Linked DNA regions of Homo sapiens: region 1 is linked to region 2. A link is an interaction called in ENCODE POLR2A ChIA-PET data of the cell type or tissue named here. Cell type or tissue: Panc1. All regions are shown on one strand. Links, peaks and the distances in the headings refer to the core of each region. The heading gives the core; the rest is flanking DNA. Region 1 has its middle 2.7 kb from the start of ZBTB8A. Region 2 overlaps ZBTB8B (zinc finger and BTB domain containing 8B).

Region 1 (5,379 bases), core at 205-5,204, 60 kb before region 2:
TAAAGGGGCAACGCACAGATTTCAGGCACCAACCAGCAGCTTCGCCCACTCCCCCTGCCCTTGCCCACACTCGCTGCACGCTCCAGAGACACCGGGGTGCCCAGATTCTCTAGCAGTTGACTGCGGATCATGATTTTAGTCAGGAGCTGAAATTTAAAATTGTACTTTACGTTGGGAAAGGCGCCTCCGGAGGGCAGAAGGGCTGGATTTCTAGGATCTGGGGATTTGGTTTAGGAAAGAGGGAGGGACTTAGGCGTGCCCACAATTACTGTATAAGTACATGTGACATTATTGTACTTAAGTTTAGCAACGTCAAATGCAAAAGATTTCCACAGAATTTTCCCTTGTACTGAAGCAGTTATTTTAGTTGAGGATAACCTTTTCTAAACCTGTACAGGTCAGAAGCATTTCATTTGAATAGGAAAACCCAGAGAGGCTGAGATAAGAGAACATAATTCTTAGTTAAGTCCAGAGAAATATAAAATTAGTAAAAATAGCAAGTTGCGTCTTTTCCAATGCAAGCATTCATCGTACACCAAGCTTCCTCTGACAAATTTACGTCTCTAATATTTAGAGTACAGATATCAGGTTATACATTTGCTAAAATAGTAAATCAATGGATTTTCACTGTTACTGTAGAAGCATTACTTCTATAAATTAGTTTTCTAGTTCCTTATGCTGGGGTCAGGTACTGAAAAGTACTGTGTTATAGTAAAACTGGAGGGAAAAGGTTCAAATTATCAAAACTTGCGTTTAGCTTTTAATGGATTCCTCTCCTGTTCAAAATCATTCATATTGGACAGTTTGTAACTTTGATTTCAGGAATAATTAGCTATGCATTTTGAGGATACAAGATATTCACAATTGTCTCAATGTCACTTCTGTGTCACTGCAGAGGTGCTTTGCTATTTAGTTGCATTTCCTCACCTTCTGAACAGGTAAGTAGAAACATATTTGAAAACCATTAGGTGTCTGGTGTGTTGGATGTACTCAGATTACTCTGCTAGCGCCCCCATTGAGAATTCCCCCAGAAAGACCTGGACATGGTTTTAGCCAAAGGTTTTATTTTAGCCTTAGTTAATTAAAACATGCAAAAGAGTTCCACAAACATATTCCTCAAGAGAGCACATCAGGTTGGTGATAAACTCTTTGTTGAGGCCGGGTGTGGTGGCTCACACCTATAATCTCAGCACTTTGGGAGGCCGAGGTGGGCGGATCACGAGGTCAGGAGGTTGAGACCAGCCTGGCCAACATGGTGAAACCCCATCTCTACTTAAAATACAAAAATTAGCTGGGCATGGTGGTGCGCGCCTGTAATCCCAGCTACTGGGGCAGCTGAACCAGGAGAATGGCTTGAACACAGGAGGTGGAGTTTGCAGTGAGCCAAGATCGTGCCACTGCACTCCAGCCTGGGTGACGGAGCAAGACTCCATTTCAAAAACAAAAACAAAAACAACAAACAAAAATAACCTCTTTGTTGCAAGGAAGAGGTAATGAGAGTTTTGTCCCTCACCTTCATTCTCCTAGCTTTGGGAGCACGTTTCTGTATGCTAGAGCTCCACCATTAACCAGTGCTAGTCTCTTAAACTCTGTCTCCCACCCCACCCAACCCCCATCCCTGTTTCCACCTATTCAGTTCAAATCTTGAGGAAGATAATCCATTCCTTTTTTTTTTTTTTTTTTTTTTTTTTTTTGGAGACGGAGTCTTGCTCTGTCACCCAGGCTGGAGTGCAATGATGCAATCTCGGCTCACTGCAACCTCCGCCTCCCAGGTTCAAGCAATTCTCTGCCTCAGCCTCCAGAGTAGCTGGGATTACAGGTGCCCGCCACCACGCCTGGCTAATTTTTGTATTTTTAGTAGGGACAGGGTTTCACCAGGTTGCCAGGCTGGTCTTGAACTCCTGACTTCGTGATCCAGCCTCATTGGCCTCCCAAAGTGCTGGGATTACAGGCATGAGCTACCGCACCTGGTCCCATTCCAATTTTAACAGTGCCTGCTAAGGGTAAAGTTTTTGCTCTAGGCTCTTGGAATGCAGTGGTGAGCAAAAAATTCACCAAGTCCCTGCTTTTATGGGATTTGCAGTCTAGTGGGGGAGACAGATGGTAATCAAATAAATGTATAATTTGAAAATTGGATAAGTCTGAAGGAAAGGTATGTCGTGTGATGAGAATATTGATGAAGTGGGGACCCGTCTCATGAGGGAGAGGGTTTGTGTAAGGAGGACTTCCTTGAGGAGGTTATCTTGACTGGAAATCTGGAGTAGGAATTAACAGGCAAGCGTGTGAGTGGTCAGGAGCATTCCAGATAGAAGGAGCAAAATGGTGCTTGGTAGATGGGAATATAGCCTGAAAGGCTGATGAGACTGGAGTGCAACGTGAGGGAGAGAGACAAGAGATAAGATGGGAGAGGGAGGCAGGGGTCAGACCATCAGGGCCTTGTCGGGCCAGGTTAAGAACTTTGGGAGCCATTAATGTGTTTTAAGCTGCATGGGGTGTGTGTGCTATGATGAGGTAAGCATTTTGAAAAGATGACTGTGGAAGATAAATTAGAGGGAAGGAAGAGTGGATCACAGTGGCCCAGCTAAGAGATGGTAGAATCTTGAACTAGAGTGGAGGTAGATAGAAGTGGGGAGATCAAGTGAGGTGGAGAGTTAAATATTAGAGATAATAGTTTGACTCTGAGAAATGAGGGAGAAGGAGGAGTCAAAGACAACTCCCAGCCTTTTGGAACTGGACAGATGGTGGTTCTGTTCACTGAGAGAGAGAGGACTAGAAGGGCAGGATTTTTAAAATTTTTAAATTAAAAAAAAATTCCTACTTGAACCCAGGAGGTGGAGGTTGCAGAGAGCTGAGATCATGCCACTGTACTCCGGCCTGGGCAACAGAGTGAGACTCCGTCTGAAAAAAAAAAAAAAAAGAAAAGAAAAAAGAAATTTCATCATCAAAGTCATATAGGTGGGATGGGAATTAAAACCATGGATATGCATAGAGAGAGAATATAAAATGAGAAGCAAAGAAGGCTTAGGACCAAACATTGAGCTACTTCCTCATCTAGTGGGTGGTTAGAGGAAGCTGAAATTGCAAATGAGTGTGAGAAGACTGGAGAGGAAGGAAGAGACCTGGGATAATGTGATGGCATAAAAACTAAAAGAAGAGTCCAGACACAGCGGCTCATACCTGTAATGCCAGCACTTTGGGAGGCTGAGGCAGGAGGTTGGCTTAAGGCCAGGAGTTCCAGACTAGCCTGGGCAACATAATGAGACCCGATCTCTACAAAAAAAATAAAATAAATTAGCTGGGCTTGGTTGTTTGTGCCTGTAGGCTTAGCTACTTAGGAGGCTGAGGTGGGAAGATCGCTTGAGTCCAAGAGCTTTAGGCTGCAGTGAGCCATGATGGCATCACTACTACTCCAGCCTGGGTGACAGAGCGAGAACCCAGCTATAAAAATAAGGAAAAAAGGAAGAATTGGGCAGTAGTGCTAAATATTGCTAAGAGAACAAATCTAAAAGAAAATGTCCATTACATTTAACAAGTTGGAGATCATTGACTTTAGAGAACATGATTAGGCTTAAAAGATGGGGTGGATTTCCAGATTAGAGGAATAAGTGGAGGATGAAGGAATAGAGATGATGAGAACAGACAATTCCTCTCAGAAACTGGTTTATAAAGGGGATGTTCCAGTTATTTTTACTGTGTAATAAACCAAACCAAACTTACTTAGTAGTAGAAAACTGAAGCTATTTTATTATGCTCCTGGATTCTGTGGGTCAGGTCACAGCAGGGGTGGCTTGTTTTTTTTTTTCCTGTTGTCTGGAGCCTTAGCTGGGAAGACTTAAATGACTGGGGGTAACTTGAACTACTGGGAACTGGAATCATCTGCAGGTTTCTTCGCTTAAAGGTTTGGCACCTGGGCTGGGATCACTTGAAGGTTGGCTCAGCTGAGATTTGTCATCTAGAGCACCTACCCATGACCTCTCTGTGGGGCTGGGGCTTCCTGCATCATGGCAGCTGGGTTCTGACAGAGTGTGTCCAAGACAGGTAGGAGGGAGCTGCATGACTTTTTCTGCCTATCTATGGAAGTTGTCCCAGCCTACTAAGATTCAAGCAGAAGGGGGACATAGTTGCTATCTCTAATGGAAAGAATGTCACAGAATTTGGGGTCATGTTTTAGAATTATTACAGGCAAAGAGAGATGGTGGTAGCTAGAAGGGGATATGTGTAAAAGAATTTTTGTTTGTTTGTTTGAGATAGCTGTCGCTCAGGCTGGAGTGCAATGGCATGAACACGGCTCACCGCAGCCTTGACCTCCTAGGCTCAAGCAATCTTCTTGCCTCAGCCTCCCAAGTAGCTGGGACTACAGGTGCACACCACAATGCCTAATTTTTTAATTTTATGTAGAGATGGGGATCTCCCTATGTTGCCCAGGCTTGTCCCAAACTCCTGGGCTCAAACGATCCTCCCACCCCAGCCTCCTGAAGTGCTGGGATTACAGGTGTGAGCCACCAAGCCGGGCCAGTAATTTATTATACAGCAATAGATCACTTATACAGATTGTGGTACCTAGAAGTGTTGCCATAACAGAAACCTGAAAATGTGACTTTAGAACTAGACAGTGGGTGGAAGGGCTTTGAGGTGTTAGTGAAAGCTTGAAGAATCTTCTAAAAAAATAGACAACTTATACCGGGTGCAGTGGCTCATGCCTGTAATCCCAGCACTTTGGGAGGCCAAGGTGGGTGGATCACTCGAGGTCAGGAGTTCCAGACCGGCCTGGCCAACATGGTGAAACCCCATCTCTACCAAAAATACAAAAATTAGCCGGGCATGGTGGCAGATGCCTGTAATCCCAGGTACTTGGGAGGCTGAGGCCGGAGAATCACTTGAACCCAGGAGGCAGAGGTTGCAGGGAGCTGAGATTGCGCCATTGCACTCCAGCCTTGGTGACAGAGTGAGACTCCGTTTAAAAAAAAAAAAGACAACTTCTAATGGTCTTTGAGGAAGATGCAAGTGAGGGCTTACAGAAAAATCTACAAATCTTATGGAAATCTGAAGCAAAGGGAGTCCTTGATAGGTATTGGTTGGGAGTCGGGGGGAAGCAACACAGTTGTCTGCAATAAGGTGAAAAGTAGAAAATATTTGAACTTGGTGATCTAGCTAAGGAAGTTGAACTTGGTGATCTAGCTATAAAGCTTCCCCCCAGAGTGTTGAAGGAAACAGGTGGTTTCTCCTTGCTGCTTGTAGTAAAATGTGAGAGGAGAGAGATAAGCTAAAGGAAGGACTGTTAGACAAAAGGAAGCCAAAGTTTTCTGGCTTGGAAAATTCCCAGGCTCTTAAGGTGGCAAATGATGATATGATTAAGAAATGACTTCTGAGCAAAGTTTA
Region 2 (5,379 bases), core at 258-5,257:
TCATATAACCATTAAGGTGACAATGTGATTATCACTCACATGTATAGAAACTGTTCCATTCAAGTTCTGTGAGTTACACTTACTGCTATAGTCATCCCTTGGTACCCACTGGGAATTGGTTCCAGGATACTCCTTGGATACCAAAATCCAAGGATGCTCAAGTCCCAAAGTCAGCCCTGCGGATCCTGTGAATACTGTATTTTCCATATGTGGTTGGTTGAATCCACGGAACCACGGATGCAGAAGTTATGGACACAGAGGGTCAACTATATTCCGAGATTTCTCCTTCATTTTTATTTTTTTATTTTTTTATTTTTTGAGATGGAGTCTCACTCTATAACCCAGGCTGGAGTGCAGTGACACGATCTTGGCTCACTGCAACCTCCACCTCCTGGGTGCAAGTGATTCTCCTGCCTCAGCCTTCGGAGTAGCTGGGATTACAGCCACCCACCACCATGCCCAGTTAATTTTTGTATTTTAGTAAAGGCGGGGTTTCACCATGTTGGCCAGGCAGGTCTCAACTCCTGACCTCAGGTGATCCGGCTGCCTCAGCCTCCCAAAGTGCTGGGATTACAGGCATGAGCCACCATGCCCGGCCCGAGATTTGTTCTCTCTATCCATGCCCTTCAATATTTATAGACTTTGGTCATATCATATCATATCATATCATATCACCTATGAAGGCACTAGTGACTCAAGCTTTCTAGGTACAGAAACCTGGTTCAAGTCCTGGCTCTAGCACTGATCAGCTGTGTGGCCCTGGACATCTCACTTAGCTTCTCTGTGCCTCACTTTCCTCATCTGTAAAACAGGTATGATAACAGTTCCCACCTCACAGGATTGTGGTAAGAATGAAATAAAGTAACACATAAAGCATAGCACGTGGCACATAGTAAGAACTTGCAAATGTCAGCCATGTTTGTCATCATCGTAATCTCTTCAGAATTTTTTTTACCAGGTAAGCAGTCCAGGCTCTTGTGGTCTCTGTCAACACTGGAGTAACTCTTTTCTCTGGGGCTGGCTTGGGATACCTAACTGGCTCTGTCTTTCCTGAGGTGCTATGAAAAGTATGGCACACTAAACTGAATGTGAAAGTCCAACATCCTTTATGTAAGGGTGGAAACTCTCTTTGGTATCAAGTTCCCATCCTAATAATGCCTAACATTTTGCATACTCTATAGTGACTCCGATATCTGTTTCCCAGGATAAAAGCAGCAGCTCAAAAGCTCATCACTGCTCACATATGTGAGATTATTAAATCTCTGACTGCTCACACTGGTACTGATACAAGTAAAATAGGAATTATTACTATTATTATTTTTTTTTCCTGAGATGGAGTCTCACTCTGTCACCCAGGCTGGAGTACAGTGGCACGATCTTGGCTCACTGCAACCTCCGCCTCCTGGGTTCAGGTGATTCTCCTGCCTCAGCTTCCAGAGCAGCTCGGATTACAGGTGCACACCACCATGCCTGGCTAATTTTTGTATTTTTAGTAGAGACAGGATTTCACCATGTTGGCCAGGATGATCTTGAACTCCTGACCTCAAGTGATCCACCCGCTTCAGCCTCCCAAAGTGCTGGGATTATAGGCGTGAGCCACCATGCCTGGCCTGTTTTTCGTTTTTGACACAGGGTCTCTGTCACCCAGGCAGGAGTGCAGTGGCATGATCATGGCTCACTGCAGCCTCTACCTCCCAGGCTCAGGTGATCCTCCCACCTCAGCTCCCCAAGTAGCTGGGACTACAGGCGTGTGCCACCATGTGCAGCTAATTTTTTTTTTTTTGAGACGGAGTTTTGCTTTTGTTGTGCAGGCTGGAGTACAATGGCACAGTCTCGGCTCACTGCAACCTCCGTCTCCCAGGTTCAAGTGAATCTCCTGTCTCAGCCTCCCAAGTAGCTGGGATTACAGGCGAGTACCACCATGCCTGGCTAATTTTATATTTTTAGTAGAGACCGAGGTTTCACCATGTTGGTCAGGCTGATCTCAAACTCCTGACCCCAGGTGATCCACCCACCTGGGCCTCCCACAGTGCTGGGATCACAGGTGTGAGCCACCATGCCCGGCCATGGGCAGCTAATTTAACAATTTTTTTTTTTTTTTTGTAGAGACAGAGTCTCACTATGTTGTCCAGGCTGGTATTGAACTCCTAGGCTTAAGGGATCCTCCATGCCTCATGGTCCCAAAGTGCCAGGATTACAGGTGTGAGCCACAGCACCCAGCCAGGAATGACGACCTGTTTCCTAGGATCAAAGTAGCAGCTCATAACTCATCACCCTGCTCACTCCTCTGGCACTGTGGAACTTCCTTGTTATTTATCTCCATCACCTTAGCTTTGTACCACACACTTCTTCCTGATTATCTACAAAAACATAAAATAAAATAGGCCCAGCATAAGTCCTTGGGAAAAATAACTGTTAACTGTTTCTCCATCAGAAAAGTATGGATTGTCTCAACACTTTCTTCCCCTTTCCTGATCTCACTCCAATACCACAGTTCACCTGAATCCTATTACATGACAGGCCATTGTAAGACACCTGTTTCCTCCCTCAAGAAGTTAAGTCTAGCAGGAAAGATATGTAAACATATTCATACAATATGATGCCCACATGCAAAGTTCAAAGTGATGAAGAAATATAAATAAAAAGTGATGATTTTCCCTAGGAGTTCAGAGAAGATTTCACAGAAGAGGTTAACTTTGAGCAAGGTTTTAAAAGATGAACAGGAGTTCACCAGGACTTCAAGACAGAGAAAGGTATCTTGGGCAGAGGAAGAACACGTACTTAGGCATAGAGGTAAATGAGAATATGAAGTATGAAGTGGGGGTTAGGAATGAGGGCAAGGAAGGGACAAGAACTAGATTGTGATGGTCACATTCATTCATTCATTCAGCAAATTTATACTGAGCACTCACTATGTGTCAGGCTCTGTTCTAGGGTCCTGGGGATACAACAGTGAACAGAATAGACCAAAGTCCCTGCCCCTCATGGAGCTAACATGCTGAGAAACTTGGACTTTACCTGTAAGCAGCTTGGATTTTTTTTTTTTTTTTTTGAGACAGAGTCTCGCTCTGTTGCCCAGGCTGGAGTGCAGTGGTGCGACCTCGGCTCACTGCAACCTCCAACTCCAGGGTTCAAGTGATTCTTCTGCCTCAGTCTCCCGAGTAGCTGGGACTACAGGCCTGAGCCACCACTCCCAGCCAGCTAGGATTTTAAGCAAGGAAGGTACGTGGTCAAACTTTCATGGCCAGATTTAAAAGATCCCTCTGGGCACAATTCAGGGAAAAGACTTAAGAGAGTCAATATTAAAGGCAGGAAGTCCAGGTGGGAGGGGACCATGAGTCTGGATGAGAGATGACAGGAGCTAAGGCAGTAGTTGTGGAGGTGGAGAGGAGACACACTGAGGAGGAGTGAAATTAACAGAAGGAAAAGCAGGTACATGAGGAAAGGGGAGTTCAGTTCGGATTTTACAGGGATTGAGGCTTGTGCAGAGCATCCAGGTGGGAATAAAAATTTAAAAGAAACTACCAAAAACCCCCCTATGACCAGGCATGGTGGCTCATGCTTATAATCCCAGCACTTTGAGAGGCTGAGGCAGGAGGACCACTTGAGCCCAGGAGGTCGAGGCTGCAGTGAGCTGTGATCGTGCCACTGCACTCCAGCCTGGGTGACAGCGTGAGACCCTGTCTCAAAACAAAACAAAACAAAACAAAACAAAACAAACCTGGCCAGGCACAGCAGCTCACACCTGTAATCCCAGCACTTTAGGAGGCTGAGGCGGGTGGATCACTTAAGGTCAGGAGTTTGAGACCAGCCTGATCAACATAGTGAAACCCTGTTGCTACGAAAAATACAAAAATTAGCTGGGCATGGTGATGCCCGCCGGTAATTCCAGCTACTTGGGAGGCTGAGGCAGGAAAATCACTTGAACCTGGGAGGCGGAGGTTGCAGTCAGCCGAGATGGCACCACCGTACTCCAGCCTGGGCAACAGAGTGAGACTCTGTCTAAAAAAAAAAAAAAAAAAAACCTCCCCTCTTTGCATTTAAGGTTTTCCATGATCTGATTCCAGTCAATTTTTCCCTGTCCCCTCTTCTTACCTTCAGATGGCACTTTCAGGATGCCTCCCTGATCTCCCAGTAGGAAGCCAGTTCTCCTTCTGGACTACCATGAACTCATACCTCTGAGTGTCTTTCAACCCTAGTACCTTTCTAGCATGTGACGTCATTTACATTTGTGTCTTTTGTTTTGTTTTGTTTTTTGAGACAGTCTCGCTTTGTTGCCCAGGCTGGAGTGCAGTGGTGTGATCTTGGCTCACTGCAACCTCCGCCTTCCGGGTTCAAGCAATTCTCCTGCCTCAGCCTCCCGAGTAGCTGGGATCACAGGCACTCGCCACCACGCCTGGCTAATTTGTTTCTGTATTTTTAGTAGAGACCGGGTTTCACCATGTTGGCCAGGCTGGTCTTGAACTCCTGACCTCAAGTGATCCACCTGCCTCGGCCTCCCAAAGTGCTGTGATTATAGGCATGAGCGACTGAGCCCGGCCCACATTTGTGTCTTATCTCCTATACAACACTATCAGTTCTTTGAGGGCTGCATCCATGTCTGACTTATCTTTATGCCTTCACACAAAAGGTACTCAAATATTTGAACAAATAAATGAATAACCAAACAAATCAATCCTACTCTGTGCCTTAGCACTTGGAAAAACTATACCCTGGAGCCGTATGAATGAAATAAAAACATGGTAGACAACAGGGCATGGCCAGGGGCCAGGGCAGCTGCCTTGCCACACCACAACACCTTATAGCAAGAACTCTGACTTTCCAGACCAATAAGGACAGGACCTGAATATATTATAAGTGGCACAGAGCCAAATGCCTATTTCCTGATACTTCTTGTGCTTACATGCAGAGGGGTTCAAAGAAAAAAATCATTGCACTGAAATCCGCTACCTACTTGTGTTGCTTTCACTGTTTGTTTAATGAATGAAAGAAGCCACTCCAGTTTTCTGGTTTTAGCTGGGCCACTTACTACTTACATTCTTACGAAACTCACTAAACCCTTCTAGGTAACAGTTTCTCCATATTTCCTCTGCCAAAGGCATGGGACACCATGAGAGACTTGTGGATGTGAAAGGGTGATCAGTCTGTGAAATGCCATTATACACACAGCAATGAGAATTTGAACAAGTTCCCACGGTGTGTTCATGGAAGCAGCCACTATCTTCCCAATGCTGGTGAAGCCAGTGTCTCAGAACCAGAAACAGCATTTTCAAGTGTTTCTTTTTTTTTTCTTTTTCCTTTTTTTTTTGAGACAAGGTCTCACTCTGTCATCGAGGCTGGAAGCACAATCACAGCTCACCGCAGCCTCGACCTCCCAGG

What was found. ChIA-PET counts read pairs that join two places held together with the same protein. Peaks named below come from ENCODE experiments on the same cell type or tissue, not always from the same donor. Only the 100,000 strongest peaks of a DNase experiment are listed, where the experiment ranks them.
Region 1: POLR2A ChIA-PET joins it to region 2 with 6 read pairs; 4 of 35 experiments call an interaction of 5 or more read pairs at or near these places.

Annotation. Positions count from the first base shown.
Region 1 is chr1:32,534,004-32,539,382 of GRCh38, reverse strand. No RefSeq gene overlaps it. Among named protein-coding and RNA genes, the nearest start is that of ZBTB8A, 2.7 kb to the left of the region's middle. In Panc1, for the core only: no CTCF peak of the experiment used is centred there; no DNase peak of the experiment used is centred there; H3K4me3 peaks cover 308 bases; H3K27ac peaks cover 595 bases.
Region 2 is chr1:32,474,462-32,479,840 of GRCh38, reverse strand. All of the region lies in intron 2 of ZBTB8B (zinc finger and BTB domain containing 8B), which reads right to left. Among named protein-coding and RNA genes, the nearest start is that of ZBTB8B, 12 kb to the right of the region's middle. In Panc1, for the core only: no CTCF peak of the experiment used is centred there; no DNase peak of the experiment used is centred there.